2 separate regions of the Homo sapiens genome follow, and region 2 is linked to region 1. A link is a loop called in an ENCODE intact Hi-C map of the cell type or tissue named here. Cell type or tissue: breast epithelium. All regions are shown on one strand. Links, peaks and the distances in the headings refer to the core of each region. The heading gives the core; the rest is flanking DNA.

Evidence for each region. Hi-C counts contacts between places; a loop is a spot of excess contacts. Peaks named below come from ENCODE experiments on the same cell type or tissue, not always from the same donor. Only the 100,000 strongest peaks of a DNase experiment are listed, where the experiment ranks them.
Region 2: a loop joins it to region 1, with 6 times the contacts of the local background. A loop is called at or near these places in 2 of 110 quality-filtered maps.

Annotation. Positions count from the first base shown.
Region 1 is chr2:173,826,396-173,837,168 of GRCh38, forward strand. No RefSeq gene overlaps it. Among named protein-coding and RNA genes, the nearest start is that of SP3, 130 kb to the right of the region's middle. In breast epithelium, for the core only: no CTCF peak of the experiment used is centred there; a DNase peak (open chromatin) is centred at 5,226; H3K27ac peaks cover 3,767 bases.
Region 2 is chr2:174,027,490-174,038,262 of GRCh38, forward strand. No RefSeq gene overlaps it. Among named protein-coding and RNA genes, the nearest start is that of LINC01960, 7.6 kb to the left of the region's middle. RefSeq lists enhancers at 9,675-10,175, 10,176-10,676. In breast epithelium, for the core only: no CTCF peak of the experiment used is centred there; no DNase peak of the experiment used is centred there; H3K4me3 peaks cover 582 bases; H3K27ac peaks cover 827 bases.

The sequences.
Region 1 (10,773 bases), core at 1,702-9,701:
CCCAGAAGTGGATAGTTCAGCAGATTCGGGAGCTCAGACCAGAGGTACAAGGAAAGCAAACAATGCCCCAGGATGCCCAGAGGTCTGGTCAAGGCAGAGGTGTTTCCTGTACAGGGGAGGCCATTCAATACAATTTCATTTGAATTGCAGTAGACAGAGAATATGGCATCTAGATTATAAAGTAATTTGGTACTTTGAAGAAAGATTGGGTATAAATGGCCTTTTGACTGTTATTTGGGGAAGGTTTCCAGTTTGGAGCTTTATTGTCCAGAGATGGGGATAAGAATTGATAATTTGAACGAATAACTTCAGGCTACACTTCCAAAGAACTTTCAAAGCCCCAGAGTTTCATTGCAAGGGTAAGATTAGGCAGATGGCTCTCAGGACCAAGATAATTCTGGGCACTACTAAGTGGACAACTGCCCAGGAAATAACGAAGTGGCCAAATATGTTTTCAAATACAAACAAAAACAAAAACAAAAAAATGGAGCTGAAAGGACTAGAGCATTGGTTTTCAAGCTTCATTTTGCAATAGATTCCTTCGCTCAAAGAAAATCTTACACATTCCACACAGGGAACTGTTCTGGTTGAAGACATGATTCTGGAAATATGAAGTCCCCCTAACCAGAACCTGGGTAGCACTCTAAAACCCACATTTGGGGCCAGGGGTCAAATCAAAAAGAAAATTCATTTGTTTATGCTGTTTCGATTTTTAGTTACAACAGACGAGACAAATCCTCAAAATTACTGCCTCAATTAATCTGTGGTGGAAAAACATCGGAATGCAGAGCAGGTGGTGTTGATGGGGACTGACTAAGAAGGGGCCTGAGGAAACTTTCTAGGGTGATGGTAATATTCTATATCTTGATAGGAGTTCGGACTACATTTGCGAAAATGCAGCAAATATGTAGTTCAGACTTGTGTATTTCATAGATGTAAATGTTATATCCAATGGGGAAAAGTTATAAGCAAATATTGAACCCTCGCTGATAAGATGCACGTTGAAGTGTTTGCAGGGTTGTGTACAGAGGTCTGCAAGTTACTTTCAAATGCACCAAAAACAAAACAGGGTGGCTTGACAGAAGGAGGGATGGATAGACGGATAACGAGGTGACAACGTATAGTAAACTGTTAGCAGCAGAATCTAGGTGGTTGGGCATACAGCTTTCAACTTTGCTGTATCTTCAAATCTTTCTTAATAAAATGTTGGGGGAAAAGGATTCTTATCTTTTAGAGACACATATTGAAATACTTATGGATCAAATTACGCAGTATCTGGGATTTGCTTCAAAATAATGTGGGAGGAACAAGTGTGGGGGAGAATAGAGGAAATAAGATTGGCCAAGAATTTATAATTGAAAATGGTAATGGGGTACATGAGGACTCATTTTCCTCTCTCTACTTTCATGTATATGTTTGAAATTTCTGTAATAAAAAGTTTTTAGAAATGAAAAAATAACACTGTATTAGATATGACTTTTAAAGCTTCTTCCTAATTCTATTTTGCAAATATGAATACATAGTGTGTCAAAAAGTTTTTTAAAAAACAATAAACAGGCCAGATCCAACAGCTCACACCTAGAATGCCAGCATTTTGGGAGGTCGACGCAGGAGGATCACTTGAGCCCAGGAGTTTGAGGCTGCAGTGAGCTATGATCATGCTACTGCACTCTGCCTTGGGCAACAGAGTGAGACCCCATTCCTAAAAGAAAAGAAGCAATAAACAATACATTTTTGCCTATGATGACGGGCTCTCATTTAGAAGACCAATGTAGCAATTATGCTTTCATCAAATTTATTTGACTAAAACTATGTTTAAAATGGAGAAGGCCCAGTTTCTATTCTAAAAAGGTTTCTCACTATGAAGCATCAGTGAGGAAATTCAAGTTATTAAATTGTATCTGACTCTGGTTCCTGACATGGGCTCCCCATAATAAGAGAATAAGAAGCCTACAACTCTAGGTGTGGCTGCCCTACCCAGTTTACAGCGCACATCCTCCGCACCACCCACCTTCGTTAATGCAACCAAATGCCAAGGAGTTCAGGGCCAGTCCCTGCACAGGAGCCTAGGGTTTCTGTCTCTGGAGTCACTGCTCTTATTTGTTTCCATACTGCCTTTCTAGTAAAATGCTAGAACTCTCAAGCCAAAAAGAAAAAAAAAAAAAAACCACTTTTGAGATTCATGAAAATGGAATCTCTCCTATATGTTTCCTATGAAATAAAGCTTAATTCAAGGAAACACCCCCACATTCTGATGTTTAGCCAAACCACCTTGGGCTTTACAGTGGGGCCAGAAATATGACAAGATCTGGCAAGATCTTCTGTCCTTCCTGCTTGCCATCAAAAAGAAAAGCTCCCCCGCCCCAGCTCCTTCCTCTCTGTGCTCTCTCCCCACAACCCGGACTTTCTTATGGTGTTTCGAAACATGTCCTTAGGAACCTGGATAAAACCCAAACAATCAAGATTCTGGAAAACTGGAATGTTGTTTCTGAAAAATTTTAAACCTAGAAATAAATAAATCAGTGCCTATGTGTTTGGTTTGAGTTTTGGATGAAAGCCCAGAATGACTTTCCTTTGCACCTGAACTGGTTTGCCCATGCCTGTGCAAGAAAACCACCTGTCCCTCAGTGGAAATAGTCTTCGTTATTGTTCTGTGGGCTTTAAGCTTTTTGATATTTAATATTATTAAAGAGCACTCCTCTGAGGGCAAAAGATGTCCCTAGGCGACTTGACGGCTCAGTGGGCACTACGTGGGCATGCAGTGAGCTGGGTGTCTCTCCCTAAAGCCTCATCCTGGTAGGAGGGAGCCAGAGGGAAGCAAAAAAAGCCAGAGGGTTGTGAGAATCATCAGCATTACAAAATGGAGTCACTAATGTCCAATGCTGACAAAATGGAGCCAAGAGGCCATGAAGGAGCATCCCCATGCACATATGCCTATGACGGTAATGACACAAGGACTTCCTCTAAACCTCAATGTTCTAGGTAAGCCGCCTGCACAGCACACTTGCCTGCCACAGCTGTTGCCAATGCCTGCAGTAAGCCCCTGTAACCCATGGTTGTTGTTGCTGTTGTCTTTTCAAAACAGCTAATGTGGACTTCCCTTTGTCTTTAAGCTTCCCCTTGCCCCAACCCCTTTGGATGTGCCTATGGTTCACCATCGTGTATATCCCATATTGCAATCCCCTCCTGTTCCCAAATAGACTCTTGGCTTCAGAGAGTCCGTCTCTGTGTCACTCATTTTAGGTTGACAAGGCAGTGTGGCAGCTGTCAGTGACCATGGGGAGGTGATGAAGCTTGCAGCTGCTGGTACTGCAGATGGCTCAGGGAAAGGTTTCCAGAGCTAGGCTGCCTCGGGTTAGGAACTAAGCTTCTCCATGTTGCAGCTCAATGACCTTAAGTAAGTGACCTGGGCCTCAGTTTCTCCATTTCTAAAGTGAGGATAATCATAGCTCATATGGATCAAGCACCTTCCCCTAGCCCAGCCCTGTTCTGAGAGCCCTGTAATTCATCTTTATGACAACCATATAAGTAGATGTATGACTATCCCCACTTAAACGAGCTAAAGGAGTTCCTGAAAGTCACACAGCTGGTAAGTGTTGGAGCCAAGCAATCAGACTCCAGAGCCTGCTCGCTTAACCATCAGGCTCCCTCACCTGCCTTTCAAGACCACTGCATAATCATGATCATCCATAACACCCTCTGGGCCTAAAAAGGTATAAAGCAACCGTGGAAGGAGCAGGCCTTGTTCCCCTAAGATTGCAGCAAGGGTGAGCAACTTGCCCCTGACTAACTTAGACACTAACCAACTAAGAAAAGAGGACCAGGCACTGGAGTAGATGAAGGCATGGCCAGATCCAGGTAGGACGCCTGCAGGGAGCCCACACGAAGTGCTTTCCACAGGGAGCCCAGTGATTGTCCAGAAAAATGATGCAATCTGGGAAGACACAGTAACCAAAAAGTACTCAGAAGCTAAGAAACTTGGTTCAGTGCTGTGATATTGTGAAATACATATTTGGTCTTCATCTCCAGAGTGTCTTTTGTATGCCAACGAGACGACTGATGGGGACTGGCTGCCAGATAAACCAACAATGTGTTTAGAGAGTTGGAAATTTCAGTCCCACCCCCTAGCCCCAGCCCACCACCAGGGAGGGGAGTGGGCTGAAGGTTGAACTGATCACCAATGGTCAGTGATAATATCCACCCTGCCTGTGCAATGAAGCCTCCAAAAATCCTATTGGACTGGGTTCAGAGACCTTCCAGATAGTGGAACAAATGGAGGTTCCTGGAGGGTGGTGGGCCCTAGGAGGGCAGGGATGCTCTGCACCCCTTCTCCCATACCTCGCCCTATGCATCTCTTTATCTGGCTGTCCATCTGCATTCTTTGTAACATCCTTTATAATAAATGGGTAAATGGAAAGAAAAGTGTTTCCCTGAGTTCTGTGAGCCACTCTAGCAAATTAATTGAACCCAAGGAAGGGGTAGTGGGAGCTCCGATTTGTATAGGGGACACCTGGGGCTTTGCAATTGGTGCATCTGAAGACTGCACCCGTCTTGTGTGAACCTGTGAGATCTAACACTGCCTGCAGGTAGATAGTGTCGGAATTGAATTGAATTAGAGGACACGCAGCTGGTGTCTGCTGGAGAATTGCTGGGTGTAGGGGAAAGCCCACACATCTGTTGTCAGAAGTGTTGTATTGAATGACTGTGTAAGAGAGGAGAATAGGAAAAAAACACTTTGGTTTTTGGGGTTTTTTTTTTTCCTATATCCCTTAGAAGCATCCAACCCAGAGAAGGCTGGACAGAACAAACAACACAGGCAAAACCCAGAGGAACTGCTGCAATGCCACCTGGCTGAAAGGTTTAGAGAAAGGAGAATTAGAAGTCCAGGCCCATTTGCATCTCAGGCTAAAATTCAGGACAGTGCTCAACTGCTATTTCTTGAGTCTGTTCCTATCCAAATATTTGTAACTTGTGCAACAAGTTAACAAGTCCCTAGAGAGACTAACAGTAAAAAGCCCTTAAAAGTGAAAGATAGTGTGCATTTATTTTAGTGAAGGCAACAAAGTAGAGCCAATGGGAAAAGATGCAGCCGCTTTGAAGACAGCGCCGAGAGGGAGTATTTGGAAATCAGAGATACACAGGCCAACTCCCAAGGGCTTACAGAATGAAGGCAGAAATACATGGGAAGCCTATTGAGGCTGCTGAGAGGACCGAGGGGCATCTGGAGGGAGGGCAGTGTTCTCTGGCTCCATGTGACCCCTCAGTGACACCCACAGGCCTGGAAATGTCTGCAGAGGCCTCACATAGCAGAGCACTGTGAGCTGGCCATGTGCACACTGAGCAAGGGTCAGGGGTCGGGAGGGAGGTGGGAGGCTCTAAATAGTCTTTACTCTCCCCCCGTCCAGCATCTGTGAGTCAGCACAGTCAGCCTCTGATGAGTCTCTGTCCTTTCTCGGTCTCTGTTCCTCTGAGGGAGACATGAAGGAAAAGGGGAGGGTTTCTGTATCTCTTCAAGACTAAGAGGAGGTGGAAGTGGGGCCTGGTAGGAAGTGAGGGGAGGGGCCCAGGAGCTGGCTCTGGCAATGCTCCCTCAAAGGGCGATGAGGAAGAAATGGGAGCTGCAGGGGATGGGGTCCCCCCTGGCCACACTGCCAGGTGAGGTGAGACCCAAGACCCTCCCCCTCCAGCACCCAGAGCCTACTCCAGCAAATTCTCCTGTCAGCGCCTGGAGAGCTGGACTTGATGAGCACACACCCACCCCCCTCGGACCCTTCAACAGGAGGGACTTCAGAGACTGAGTCCTTGTTCAGGCCCATCCGCCTACTCCACATGGAAGCCAGGGTAACTAGACTGAGGAAAAGGTGGGGAGAGAAGGCGGCCCCACTGCAGCTAGTGGAACATAACGGTTGAAGACCTTTGAGGGGCTAGGTAGAGCCCCCTGGCTATGCCCGCAGCAGGCAGTAGGAGCCAGCCTCCGACTCTCATGACCTCCAGGGCACAGTGACAAGACAGGCTTGTCTTTGCTAATATTGATCACCTTGCAGGGCTGGGCTGCAGGACCAATTATTAAAAGATGCTGCTCCCACCAGATGAGGAAGATTCCAAACAAAAAGGAGGAGTGACATCAGAAAACTATCCTGCTGTACCTAAGCCACTGCTGGGGCTCAGAAAGCAATACATGGAGCACGGTGCTTTGAATACAGAGTACTCTGAACTAAAGAAGCAACCTTAGAACCAAGATCTTCCCAATCTTCTCTGGCCCTCATCTCCCGGCCCTCTGCCTCTCCCGAAGCACAGGGAGAACCTCTATCTGAGGTTCCCTTATCTGCGTAAGGGGTGCTCCTCCCAGATGAATGCAATTCCCTTAAGCCCTCTCCCTATGATCTCGTCACACAGGGAATATTAACTGTCAGGAAGATTAGAGTTGACAGCATGCCTGGAGTCCAGAAAAACTTTGTCCCAGGTTGCTATCTATTCTTTGGGCCCAGTCATCTCCCCTAAAAACCATTTGCTCTTCCTCTAAAAGTGCCCACAGCCCCCCTTTCCATCTGCCCTATGAAGAAGGGTATTTAAGCTTCTGAATCTCATGGGGCTCTTGGGTCCTCACTTTCCTGTGATGTCCCCGTGCATGTAATACATTTGTATACCTTTCCTCCTGTTGATCTGTGTGTTTTCAGTTTATTTCAGCAGACTCAATTATCAAACTTCCACAGGGAAAAGAGAAGGTTCTCTCACCCCTATACATGCATCAAAGTCAGCCTTTTGGCCTTCCCTTTATTTAGAAAAGGTCAAAAACAATGTTTTACAAAGAATAGTACTTATACCAAAGTTATATTCCAATATCTGGAACGAGGTATAAAGACAAGGACCAAATGAGATGAAATATAAAATATGTTGCGCATCTGAAGTGATTGTTTTTGTGTAATAAACACTAGTCATTTAAAATTGATTTGTAGATGATCATACGTGATTTCACATTCCCAAAACACCTATGATGCAAGAGAAACATTTTTAAAAAACCACACACATTGTCCATTTCTCTCTGTTACAAATGACTTGTTTGAGACCAATTTTCTTATAAACTATTGCTAGAATCAGAAGTAGAAATCTCAATGAGAGTTGGATAAGCCTTCCCAGAAACTGAGCAAAGATGGATCTATAAAAGCTAGTGTGCAAACACCGAGACTCATGCACAGGCAAAACAAAACAACCAATCAGCAAACACCAGGTGTTTACTCTGGACAAAGCAGAAAGCATCACCAGGGCAGCAATTGCCTTCTTGGGAAAAACAGTTCTGTCTTGACTCTATCCAGAAAACGTTCTTAATAATAAATACACATTTTCACATGTCTCCATATTAATAATGTGGTTCAAATAGATTAATATAAAAAATGCTACATGTTCAATAGAAATTTTTTTTCTAGAGACAGGGTCTTGCCATGTTGCCCCGGCTGGTCTCAAGGTCCTCAGCTGAAGCGACCCTCCCACCTGAGCCTCCCAAAGTGCTGGGATTACAGGTGTGAACCAGTGCACCCGGCCAGAAAGAATTTTTGAGGTTGACTGTATTTCTCCCACACCCATGAACAAAGCTCTGTGACCATTACTCTGCCTGAGAAAAGAAGCATATTATTTTCTGTATAAGAACATATGATCTTAGGCTAAGCTGAAAGCAAACTGAACTTTATCATAACAAAAGGCAACTGGCAATTTAGTGTAAAATTCAAGTACCTGAGTTTTGAAGTCAGAAAACCCTGCCTATGGACCCTCTTCTTCCTCCCTGGATGTGAGACGCTAGGCATATCTCTCTCCTTGCCTTAGCTGCCTCCCCTGTAAAGGGCTCTACCTCATAGAATTGCTATCAGAAATAAGGGAGATACTTGAAGCTAGCACTTAGAGATTCTCAGTGAGATACTCAGATTAAGCACAGGCACTTATCTCATTTCCCTTCTAAAAGAAATAAAACAGACATAAACTCAGGAGTTGTATGAGAGACAAGAAGATAATGGGCAAGAAGTATCAGCAAATTTTAGGGAGCTAGGAAGTGGATAGAGGAATAGTAACTGACTCATCAGAGTTTATTCAGAGAGATATGATAATGAGAAACAAGCTGAGTTGCTCCCTCAGAAGCCCAGAAAGACGTAGAGACTGAGGCTCCAGGGCCTAGGAGGACATGGAGCAGGAGCAGAATGAAAATGGGGGCTGAGTGAAAGGCTGAGGCAGGAGTGGACCTCAAGATTCCCTCCTGACCCCAAGCAGCCGCCAACTACCATTATCCCATCTCTTGAGATGATCAAAGCTAGAATCCCTAGAGACATTAACATAGAGAGGCATGAAGGAGGAGAGAGCCAGCTTTAGGGCCAACACGGGGCATCATGTGAACGGCTTCATGCTGAATGGCAGACCCAGGGCCATTCCCCGGCCCTGCCCTGAGAGGCTGACAGCCGGGCTATAGTGCTTCCTCCAAACCCAATCCCACCCCAACAAAAGACCAAAGACTCATTTTTAGAGAAACTGAACAACTTCAAAGAAACATCCCATATTTGGGTATCCCCCAACAAAAAAGCCAGCTAGCCATTCAATTGCTACAATAGGAGGGAAAAAGAACCAGCTGTCAAGCCTGTGCACTCACTCAGAGCCTCCGATCAGCTTTCTAGTGCCTCGCCTTTGACTATGAATGGAGAACCAAGGATCACCAGAAACCTTCAGGAATATGCGACCTGCAGCATAAACAACAGAGAACAAAACAAGGAAGTGGGAATAAAGGAATGAAAGGGCTAGAAACAAACCAGGGACCAAAAAAAAATTTAATCTTCAGGAATATAGAAGATAATGTAGCCATGAACCAAGAACAAGATACTATTTTTCTTTAAAGAAAAAACCAGCCAGGTGTGGTGGCTACACCTATAATCCCAGCACTTTGGGAGGCCAAGGCAGGTGGATCACAAGGTCAAGAGATCAAGGCCATCCTGGCAAACATGGTGAAACCCCATCTCTACTAAAAATACAAAAATTAGCTGGGCATGGTGGCACACGCCTGTAGTCCCAGATACTCAGGAGGCTGAGGCTAGAGAATCACTTGAAGCCAGGAAGCAGAGGTTGCAGTGAGCTGAGATCACACCACTGCACTCCAGCCTGGCAATAGAGTGAGACTCCGTCTCAAAAAAAAAAAAAAAAAAAAAAACCATTAGAGAATATAACACACGTTCTCTAGTTGGTATCAGCTACTGTTACTGTCATTTTTATTACCATGTGTTACCCCATATGGCTGCCCTACATAAAGACACCTTTTCTCAATTCTACTGCAGAAAGATTCATTCACTGTCTATCCTCCAACCCCTTGACCCCCTTGCTGTTTCTCAAGAAGCAAGCCAGCTTCCAGTCCTTTCCACTTGCTGTCCCTCTGCCTGGGCCACTGCATTATTGGATCTCCAGCAAGAGGTCTTCCTTGCCACTTAGTGACAGCAGGGCCTCCTACTCCCATCACTCTTCACTCCTTTCCCTCCTCTCCTCCACGGCACTATAGGAATTACAGGATTTCTTGATGGCCTTGTGTCACCTCCACCTCCCAGGAGAGCAGGCCCCAGCACTTAACATAAGGGCTCATATACAGTAGGCTGTCCGTAAATACTTGTTGAATGGAGAGACAGATAAATTTTAATTATGTCAGGGGGGAAAGGATGACTATAAATATTCAACAGAGCATATTAACCATTTTTTTCTCTCCTGGAGAGGTTAGAAGAGCCAGAGACAGTGAGGTTTCCACTGAAGTTGCTGCTTAAAATACAAATTATAGCTTGTCCTTCCATTAGTCTTCTGAGTTCTAGTGGAATAAAATATAAACACCAGCATCATTTACCATGAAGATAACTGGAAGTGCTGGGGACAAGTATATTTATAAAATGTGAAAATTGTTTTCTAAATTTAAAAAACTGACTTTAGGAAAGACATATATCCTGTATATGCAGGTCTTCCATTGGGCAGGAACTCAAATTCAGAATCTCCCAGTTTTTGAGTTTTTCCAAGGGGCAGGCTCATCAGGAAAGCCTTTATTTAGCAGCCTGGGAAAATATTCTTCTGTGCTTTTTCTTTTACAATAGCCACAGGCACAAACAAACAAAAAGCAACTCAATCCAAGGGTTTTTGAACAAACAGTTTCAAAAAAAAAGACAAAAACAAAATGAAAAAATAGTTTCAAATTCTTCAGACAAATCTTTTCATTCAAGCTGATGTTCACAATTACAGAATCTTCACACTTTGAAGTCCTCAAGTTCAAACTCATTTTACAGAGGAGAAATGTGAGGCCTAAGGAGGTCATTGTCCAAGTTTACAGAGACTGCCACGACCATCTGGGGTCTCCTGCCTCCCAGGCCTCCCACTCTTCCTGTTCTGTCCCTGGCTGGCAGGGGTTGGCTCTCCTCGGAGCTCCAGTCCCCCCTGGGTTGGGTGTTTAATAAGATCTGAAAGGAAGAGAACAGCACCCACCAGGGCCAAACGAGAAAGAGGGTCTGTCCTCAAGCAACTAACACTCCCAAGTGAGAGACAGACTGTGAGCTTGTACAGAAATAACATGATTTCCATTTCTGAGAAGCACTATGAAGAATAAAATAGGTTAATATTGCAAGAACAAGTGGAGTTGAAGGTGTGTGTAAAAAGCCTTCTCAGAGGAGGTGAGAATTGAGACCTGAGTGATGAGGAAGGGTCAGTTGTGGGAAGACTTAGAGGAAGAATGGTGAAGGCCTTGCAAGGAAACCAGCCAGGCTCATTCGGGGCCAG
Region 2 (10,773 bases), core at 1,343-9,342, 200 kb after region 1:
GCCAGGCTGGTCTTGAACTCCTGACCTCAGGTGATCCACCCATCTCTGCCTCCCAAAGTGCTGGGATTACAGGTGTGAGTCACTGCACCCAGCCTATTCCCTCCACTTTCATGCACGTTGAACATTTTTTTATAATAAAGAGTTTAAAATATAGGCTCCTCTGGGTGCATTGCCTATGGGGTAGCCCGGCTGTGCAAGGAGTAGTAAATAAATAAATAAAATATGGACAATTTTATCACAAAAACTCACAGAGGAGAACCAAATACACACCTATGCACCTGTTTATGCACGTGTAAATTTACACATTGATTACTCGATTCTGTATTTTGGTCCTTAATCCTCCCAGGTGTCAGCTCTCAGGTATAGCAGGAAAGTGACAAGCAAGGGCAGTCAACAATGACTCCTGGAAGCTTAAACATTTTTTGTTAATATCTACTTATTTATCTATGTATGTATGTATTTTTTTTTTTTACCCTACTTGTCAGCTAATCCTACAAACTTTGACCAGGGGTTGCAGTTCCACCCTGAGCCCCCTCTGCCTGGCAAGAAATGGGAAGGGAGCTTCTCACAGAATCCCAGATCTCAGCAGCTGTTAGGGCTGTGGCTTCCTCCTGCACAGGCTGCATTGCTGCAGGAGCGGTTCAGGGGCCTGTGTGAAGGAAAGTAGGACACAGACCATATGCCACGGAGTCAGGACTCAGTAAAGTTCCTGTTATCACAGCTTTGGATTGCTCCTGCTGCCCTCACCCCTCACATTTCTACACTGTCCCATCAGTGTGCCGTTGTCATCCTGCCCTGACTTTTTCAGGACTTGAATACAGGAATAATCCTATGCCAGTCCCCTTGCTAAACACCAGGTACAGAGAAGGGCAGGATAAAGACTGTCCATCAGGGGCAATGGAGAGGCCTCCTGTTAGAAGAGTTAAAGCAGGGCCTGGCCCTGGCACCAACTTTCATCTCCCCATTCTAGGTTGGTCTGTGACCTTTAGGCTTATCCTGATCCTAGGAAGGATGAGCTTCTTTGCAGTTTTCTTATCTCCTCTTTCTGGCCGGTAACATAGGCTTTTTTTTTTTTTTTTTTTTTTTTAGAAAACGCCTTTTCCCCCCCTGCATTGAAATATGCCAGCTATTCTATTTTCCTTTATGTCCATGAGTAACAGGTAAGTTCCTGATGGACTGGGCCATGTCTTGGCCCTTTCTTGGTACTGACCACAGCACCCAGCCCTCCGGCATGGAAAGGAAGGCCTCACGCATAGAGGTAAAGAATGCTGTTGCTGAGAATCTAATGGAGTGATTGCCAATATGTCATAAGAAAAGACTGCTCTTTCATAAATGAAAAACCATTTTTAAAAATCCTAATTATACTTTATCTGTTTGGCTCAATATTTAATATCCTTACAGTATTTTAAATGGGCTGTCTAATTTTGCTCTTTTTCCTTCCTAATGATTTCTATCTTCGTCTCAATTGTAAGAAGTTAACAAGAACTACAAGTCTTGCCAATAGCATCCACACTTTCAGTTTTAAAATTTCTGCTCGTTTTTTGGTGAGCAATAAGGCTATTGACACCACAGAACAGACAGAGGGCTGACACTGCAGAAACTGAGCATAGTCCCACTGGTGTGCCGTCACGAGACAACTGAGAAGTTTTGCTTGTCCATGGGCACTCGAAAGTCCAAATTCAACCTGCAGAAGGTGATTGAAGAGGGGTAAAGTACAAAGTTTGAAAGTGTGGGTTGTTCATAAGCCAAATATATAGAAGTTGAAAATGTTGTCCAGCCCCACACAGAATGTAAGTACCTTGCAGGCAGGAACATTGTCCATTCTGTACATTGCTGTATCCCAGTGTCTAGAACAGGGGCTGGCTCACAGTAGATGCTCAATACTTACTGAAAGCATCAACTGCCTATGCTTTGGAGTTTTTGTAGACACTTGTCCCATTCTACCTTGTATTACCATTACTGTATTTTATTTCAAGACCAAAAGTTTCTGAAACCAGAAATAAGTCTTCCCTCCTATTACAAGTATCTCATTCATAACTAGGATTCAATAACTCTGTAGTAAATTATCTAATTTAGCCAATGATTAAATAATTTAGAAACAAAGTCCTAAATAGGTCATGAGGAAAGTGATGGCCCATGCGATAGAAATGGACAATTGCCGGAGCCCCTAGAAGGCCTAAAGTAACTGTGTGGCAGGCAAGTAAATTTCCTGCCCCAGAAATCTGGCAAAAGAATTCACTTGAGGATTTAAGTCTCAGAAATAAAGACCCAAGGTAGGAGGCAGAGAAGGGGAGGTCTTTTTCAGGGCCTATAGATTAAGGGTATTTAGATACCAGTTAAGAAAGGGACCAGATGCCAGCCAGGTTTGTGCTTCAGTTTAACCATGTTCCTTGCAAAACTTGCTTATGGGAAGATCAGAAGCTCTGACGATCATTACTGAAGAGGATTCAGAGAAATTATCGCCTACTCCCGGTTGAAGAGAGAACAAGTCGTGGTCTTTTTTTTGGTGTCAACCTCTATTGAAATGTGCTGTTGTCAAATCAAAAAGGGGACAGATTCGGAATTTTACAACTCTGATAAAAGTGAAATAAAAGGAAATCTGTATCATCTTAATCAAAGCATGTGCCACCTGAGTCGGCTCCCCGTCTCGTCCCTTGGCCTTGGTGACTCTCGTGTGCTGGAGGTTAAGGGTTTGTTAAAGAAGATGGGTTTTGATTAAGTGTCACATTTAGTGTGATGTGACATGCTCTTTATCATTGCAAGGGAAGATTGGGGGCCAAGGGGAGCTTTATAGCTAGTTCCCAATATAAATTAGGAGTCTTGGGGAATGGGTGCTTTGCAGTTGGCCTTGATCTTTCAAGGGCCCAATGAATGTGTGTATGTGAGAGTGTGCACGCATGTATGTGTGTGTGTGTTTGGAGAGATAGCAGAAAAGTCAGTTTCCAGGTTCCTGCGCTAATGGGCTGGTTACCCCCTCTTGGAGTTTGACTTGCAATTGTAACACAAGACTCCAGTTCTAAATTTGTCCACATTCTTGATGTACCAGGCAAAGGTCTTCGTACTTTTTACTCCTTTGGAATTTCAGTGTTGCCACTGCACAAATTTGAAGATAGAGAAGCAAGAGGAAGCATTCCGAGTGCTGAATGCCATTTCTAACCAGAGGCCATGGATGATGCCTACCCTGACTTTACCCAGAGAATGAAAACGTACAAATTCCCTTCAAATCTAAGGTGCACAGCACACCTGCAGACCCTGATTCTGGCTTAACTTGGAGCAGGGAGAGCACAGAGAAAGAGGTCACAGGAAACACCCAGAGTGAGCTGGAGTTCTCACGAGGAAGGGGAGGAGGGGATGAGGATTGAGGAATACATCCCAGAAGGACACTTCCACCCAATGGATTCCCCACCTCCAACTTAATCTTCTCCAAATATCACTCGCATGGAGTCTCTTCCCTGCTCGAAATCTTTCAATAGCCCTCCTCTTCCCTCCCATTGCCTACAAATGAAAATCCACACTCTCCATCCTGGTATTCGATGCCTACATCCTGAGCACCACCAAATGAATCTTCTGTTCACTGCCCACAGAGTGACTTACTTGTTCCTGTCTTCAAGCACCCACTCATGTTGCTCCCCTACCTGAAACGCCTTCCCCCTTTCCCTCTCCCATGGAAAGGCCACCCATCTTCCTTAAGATGGAGTCACAGCCCGCTGAGATCACTCCTTTTATTTATTCCAGAAATATGAATTGAGAGCCTACTAAGTGCCCAGAACTGCTCTGGGCACCTGGGATAGGACAGAGGACAAAACAGATAAAGCTGCCTGCCTTTGGGGAGCTTGCAGTATTGCAGAAGGAGGGACTCTGATACTAAATGCTAAACGCAGTACATCAGCAGGATGACTTAGTAGCTGAGGTTGCTATGGAAAAAAGAACAAAACAGAGGAGGGAAAGGGAGACCAGGAGCTTGGGCATTGGGGGCAGAGGCCGGTTGCAGTATTAATAAACATGGACGGGCCCATCTCACTGAGGTGGAAGACTCTAGGGAGGTGAGAAGCCAGCTGAGCAGATGCCTGGGGGAGGAGAGTTCTGGGCAGAGGGAACACCTAGAGTAAGGATGTCCTCTGTCCACACAGAGTTGCCCTGTCCTTAAGAGGGATGGAGCACCCCTCCTTCTCTCCCTCCTCCTCACTTTTCTGCAGGCAGCAGGTCTCTGCAAAAGATGCCTGTGGACAAAGAAGATATAAGAAGATCCATAAGGTTGACACTGAAGGGAAAGGCCTCCAATGTTTGTTGTGGCATTAAGGCAGAGAAATTAGAAGAGTAATGGAGAAGTGCTTAGGTTTTTATTGCTGTGTTCAAAGGTAAGTTTTTTAAACATCAAATTTATAATAGTATTACCTGGCTATTGCCTCTTGATGCGGGAAAAAATGCCAACTACACTTGGGAAATAGACAACACCCCTCTGCTCCTTGAAACAGCTCCTCCTGGCTCAGTTCCTCCCTCCTGCTGACTCACCCATTGCCGTGCGGCTTGTCTTCCGCCCTCATCACTGAGACTTCATCAAAGCTTTCTAATATCCATCTCCCTGGACAGGGTGATGGTCATTACGTGCAGGTCATCTTGCCTTAATGTGGAGTATGGAGCTGAGTCTCTGCTCTTTCACTTCCTCCCTGTGTGACCTTGGGTGAGTTACTCAGCCAGTTTGGGCCTTGATTCACCTATCCATAAAATGGGGTTTATCTTAACATCCTTCTGTGGCTCACTCCATGCAAAGCACTGGGCGTAGGGCCTGGCCCACCGTCAACCGCAAAGAGCGATTGGGTTGTCACTCTGACTCTGACTCCAGGGTTTCAGGCCTCCTGTTGCAGCCGTCTTCCTCTTTTTTTTTTTTTTTTGAGACAGAGTCTTGCTCTGTCACCCAGGCTGGAGTGCAGTGGCGCAATCTCGGCTCACTGCAACCTCCACCTCCCGGGTTCAAGCGATTCTCCTGCCTCACCCTCCTAAGTAGCTGGGACTACAAGCGCCTGCCACCACACCCGGGTAATTTTTTGTATTTTAGTAGAGACGGGGTTTCACCATGTTGGCCAGGCTGGTCTCGAACTCCTGACCTCGTGATCCGCCCGCTTCGGCCTCCCAAAGTGGCAGGATTACAGGCGTGAGCCACTGTGCCTTCTTCTCTTGCTGCTTGTGCTTGCAGTCCCTGCTCCCTCCCACGTTTCTGCCCATCCCATAAGCAGCAGCGAGGTTTCCCAGAACTCTGGCTTCTCTCCCTGCCCACACTTCCTACCTGGCCTCTTCACAGCCACAGCCAGGGCTTCAACCACCCCCATTTATACTAGTGGCCACCACCCCCATTTTCTCTATCCCAGCCCCTAGCCTAAGTTCCAGACTGGTGGATCCACTTCGTGCCGAGTAGCACTCAATCCAAGTCTGTCTAGGCTGATTTCATCTCTACCTCACCCTCGCCTCCTCTTCCTAATCCCTGTATATCATTACCCCCGCTCCCTCCCAGCCTGTCTTTCATTCTTTTAATCATCAACACTCTGGAATGTCTGTAAAGTTAAACAAAGATCCCTGGGATGTGGTCCCTACCCTCAGGGATCTCCCAGGGCAACAGACAGAGGCAGTAATTACAATTCAAAGAAGAAGGTGGCTTGACAAAAGGAAACATAGGCCTTAGGTGAGTGGTAGCAGAGGGGCCTACCTGGCCTAGGGGTTCAGGGGACTTCTCTAAGAGGGCTTGAGGAACCCAGGCAAGAAGTCAACAGGAATGGCCTTGAATACATTCTTATTTTGGAGGTTGCTTATTGCCTCAGGAAAGAAATAAGGACAGGTGGATTGCAGATCTCTCTGGGCCCCAGGCACTCTTACTTGTGGAGACCACGCCCCACCATAGAATAGGCATTAAATTGCATGCCTGTCCCACATCAAGCATAGTTATTCTGTATTGCTGTTTCTGAGAGATCTCTGATAACTTTGCTTTTTAAAGTTATCTGACTACAACGCCCCTAACCCCTGCTAATTTAATATATATTGGCTATGCCTTCTCTCAAGGCCATGAATAGTCAGAAACTCTTGTATAGGAGAAAAACCTAACCTACAAATTGCTGTCAAATGTACTGAAATTTCTATGAAATCAAAAGTTAACAAGGGAGCTGACATAATTTACATTTTGGAGCCATTGAAATATTTGTTAATTTTAATTTTGCACTTTTCTTCTTGTATTTTGGAGCTACCACACCCCCACACCACCCCTTGCTTCCGGGTTTCAAGTCTTTTAGTAGGACCTTGGCAAGTTTGTAGTCCTGGTGATGAGCTTAGGGAGGTTACTGGGTAACTGGGCCATCAGAACCAAGCCTGTGTCCACCAGGATGGAGAGGACAGGCAGGACAGTTGGTATTAAAGAGACATTTAGGAGAGAGACATTTAGGATAAGACTTAGTGAAAGATCAGAGTTGTGCAGAGAGGACTTCGAGTGACTCAGAGTCTGAGTGGCTGGTGGGCCCATTCCCCAAAGACACAATGAAGGAGAAACAAATGGAGGGAAGAGAAATGGTTAATTTGGGGTGGGGCACATTAACTCCAAGACAGGCAATCAGTTTGCCTGAAGGACCCCCAAATGGAGACATCCAGGGGACTTTAGATGGATGGGTCTGGGGATGAGCAGATGCTCTTGGCTTAGGAAGGGCCAGCCCCTGCACTTTGTCCTCTCAACATCCCTTTGGGGTAGGTGCTGCTACCATCTCCACATTATCTCCAGATGAGACTGAGCTGCAGGGAGGTGAAGGAACTCGCCCAAGGCTACACGCAGATGTAGGTGGGGGCACTCTGCCCATACTCTGAGCCACTCAATCTGGGAGATGGGAGGAAGTAGGAGGTGCCCGAAGTCTTGGGAATACAAGTAAAGGTTAAAGTGTACAGAGACAAGAGATGATTCTGAGGGAACACTCACTATTTTAAGAGAGTCTGTGGAGGAGCAGCAACTAGAGAAGGAAGGGGAGACCTGGACAGGGTTGGGTCCTGGATGCCTCTGGGATGCCGGAAGGAGGGTGGCAGAGCCATCATTGTGAGGGGCTGCCACAATGGCACTGGAGGTCCATTTGGCAAATTGAAGCTAAATTAGCAGGGCTCCAACTGAGGTTTGTGGGAGTATTCAAAGGCACCCAAGTAGAGCAGGGATGAGGATGAGAGCTGAAAACTCACCAGCATCCCTCTCCCCAAGCCGGGTACCACTCCCCACCAAGTCCCGTATGAGCCAGAACACAGCAATGGGGTGCAGGTTGGGGGGTAGGCAAACGATAGATGTAGAAGAAGTGTATCAAAGACTTGCCTTTCAAGTTCTTTGGCTGGAAGGAAAGGAGAGTGAAGGTGATGTCTAGAGAAGGAAGCAGAGTTGAACATTTCTCCCTGAACCGAAAGAACCAGCAGACAGGGGAGGATGAACGAATGAACTAGGCACTGCGGTTACCTAGTGACCCAGCAGAAGACTTTCCAACTGAGTCTTCCTTACAAACCACAGAATGTAGAGCTCCATCCTGAACTCCCTACACCTTGCTTCAGTAGGGCCTTCAGGGTTGACAGTTTTTAGTCAGCCCTGCAGAAAGGAGACAGATAATCAGTTTGCTCCTAAATATCACTGGCTCCATTCATCCTGGAATGGCGATATCAGGCACCAAAGCACAGACTGCTGGGACGTGGGGGACCTGGGAGAACCATAGGCAGCACCTTCTGAAACAGAAGAGTCACACACAAGGATGACTCTGAACATTCCCTCTTTCAACAAAGCAATACGGGCTCATTAAATAACATTTGGAAAACACAGGAAAGTTAATTAAAGAAAATATCCCACTCATAGTCCTGTTATCCAAACACTAGTATTACTCATTTTTTAAGATCTTCTGGGGATTTTCTCTGTGTAGGGTTTTTTTTTTTTTTTTAATCTTAGCTGTAGTCATGTCTACAATTTCATATCCTGCTTTTCCTACTTACTATATTGTGTTTTCTTCTGTCATTACTCACTTTAGTTTATTGTAATGAGTGCATAAAATATCATCATGTGAATTTGTCAAAGTTTATTTAACCATTGCCCTAGAGTTGGACATTTAGATTACTTTCAGTGTTTTGATGTTGTCAATTTTTGTTACTATAAATGATATTGCAATGCGTATGTGCACATAAACCATTTTTTGGCATTTAGGGTTATTTCTTTAAGACAGAGTCTCAGAAGTGAAGTTATCGAATTAACAAGTATGAACGCTTCTCAAGAGTTTTACATTCATACTGCCAAATTCCTCCCCAAAGGGCACTATATTAATGTATACTGTGATTAGCAATATGTAAAAATGTTAGCTTTGTGATGGCTTAAACCACACTGGCTAGTATTACTAAAAAAAAATTGTTTTTGCTAATTTAATAGGTAAAAAGTGAGCTTGATTTTTTAATGTAAACTTTGTAGTGAAGTTTATCATGCGTTCAGAAAAGTACACAAATCACGAGTGAATTTTTACAAAGTGAACACCCCTGAGTAATCAGCACCCAGATTAAGAAACAGAACCTTACCCCTAGAGGCCACTATTGTGGCCCCGTTCCCCCTCCTCCACTCCACCCAAGGGTCATCGTTGTTCTGACTTCTCCCACCAGGGGCTAGTTTTGGAAAGTGGCGTTGCTCTAATTTTCATTTCCTGGATTACTAGTGGATCTAACCGCTTGCCACATCTTAGTTGATGAGCTGTAGTTTCTCTTTTGTAAATTGTCTTTTTAAGTTCTTTGTCTCAGAAACTGTTGATTCTTAAGCTATTTCCCAATGTCGAGTTTGGCTAAAGGCGGAGTGTAGTCATCATGACATTGTTTGAAACTGGAGAAACATGTCGTATGTGTGTCTATGTGTGTACGTTTTTTGCTCTCATGATCTTATCCTGACAATGTAGTAGTCCCCCCATCCAAAGTTCCACTTTCCATAGTTTCAGTTACCCATGATCAGCCTTGGTCTGAAAATATTAAATGGAAACACCAGAAATAAACAATTCCTAAGTTTTCAGTTGTATACTGTTCTGGGTGGCATGATTAAATCCCATACTGCCCCACTCTGTCCTGCCAGGACGTGACTCACCCCTTTGTCCAGCATCTTGGTGCCATAGACGCTCCCTGCCCGTGGTTGCTCCGTAGCCCTCTTGGCAGTATCACTATGCCTGTGTTCCAGTAACTCTTACTTCACTTAATTGTTCTATCTTGTTATTAGTTATTGTTGCTAATCTCTTACTGTGTCTAATTTATTAATTAAGCTTTATCATAAGTATGTATATACAGGAAAAAACGTAGCCTATGTAGGGTTCAGTACTATCTGTAGTTTCAGACAAACACTGAGAGTCTTGGGGTGAATTCCCTCCATGAGGGGGGACAGGTGTACTCCTCTTATTTATGCTTCTCCATTGCAAAGCAAGATGGCATCTCTCTAGGCAACACCTGGAAGCCAGGGTAACTTTTTGGTGACAAAGCTGAGCCTAAATAGTCTCTGCTGTACTTCCAGTGTCTGTGAGAATTACAGAAATAGGTCACTGAACCTTTTTAAAAATAGAACTGACACATTTGGGGAAAGCATTTTTTCTGCTGAGATAGCACACAGTACAAGATGAAATGATCCCTAGAGGGTAGATGAATTTAGACATTTGGTATTAAAAATAAATAAATAGTCTTAATGACTCACAGGGAACATAGCACCTTTCATAAGAAAGGTCTCTAAACATTGTTACCTGAACAGACCACAATAAATTTCTAATATACAAGGTACAAGCCATTGCCAGCCCCTGCCCACCTACACCTGGCAACAGCTTTTGATGGGAAGAGAAGGGCCACATTGGCTGTGGGCAGTTCCCTCAGCAATGCCAGATGTCCTGTCTCCCTGGGTTTGCTTGATCCCCTCTTAATTTCCTACACAGCCCACCAGCTCACCCTTGGACAGGCATATGGCTGCATAAGAGGCAAGAAGGGGTAGGGTTACCACACTGCCTGCGAGCATCTCCACTCCAGCTCTTCCAAGGCCTTGACCGCTTTGTGTTAGGGCAGCCCCAGAATCCTTTACCCAACGCTCCCCATGAGCTGTCTGGGACCCCAGATCTGCCTGTGCGGGGCCCTTTTCCACTTCCTCCTGAGCCATCTTCAGAAAGCTCCCTCTGGCTATTGCCCAGCCCCTCTTCACACCCCCTGCTGCCTTCAGGAGCCTCATGAATCCACAGTGGACCTCAGGTCTTCTTAAGAGATTCCTAAGGAACTCCCTCCCCTTCCATGCTGGGCTCTGCTACTGAGAAGAGCAAGGTCTGCCGGCTGGAAGGCAGGACCTCGGGGTACTGCGGGGAAGATGCTTTGATTTAGTCCAAGAATGGCAGGAGAATACCAAGAGGGATTGGCTGTCCCAGAAGTGGGGCGTGAATGGAAGCAAGGGGTGAAGTAGAGCAGGGGCAGGGCCACTCGCCTTTTAGGAAGCGTGGGCAGCAGGGAGAAAGGTATAGGGCTGTCACTACCCAGGTATCAGAGCAGTGGCTCTGGGAATGTGGGAAATAGGAGGGGACAGAGGGACAGGTATAAGACATTCTTCAGAAGTAGAACCCACTGAAGATTTGGTGACATAGAGTTGGCACCAAGGGAAAGACGAGTCACAGATGCCATGCAGCACCTTCTAACAAGAACTCAGCTCCTTTCATGATACAAGTGTCCATTCCATAGGAGTGTACTGAGTGCTTACTTTGTGGCAGATACTGCTGTAGACTCTAGAAATGACAT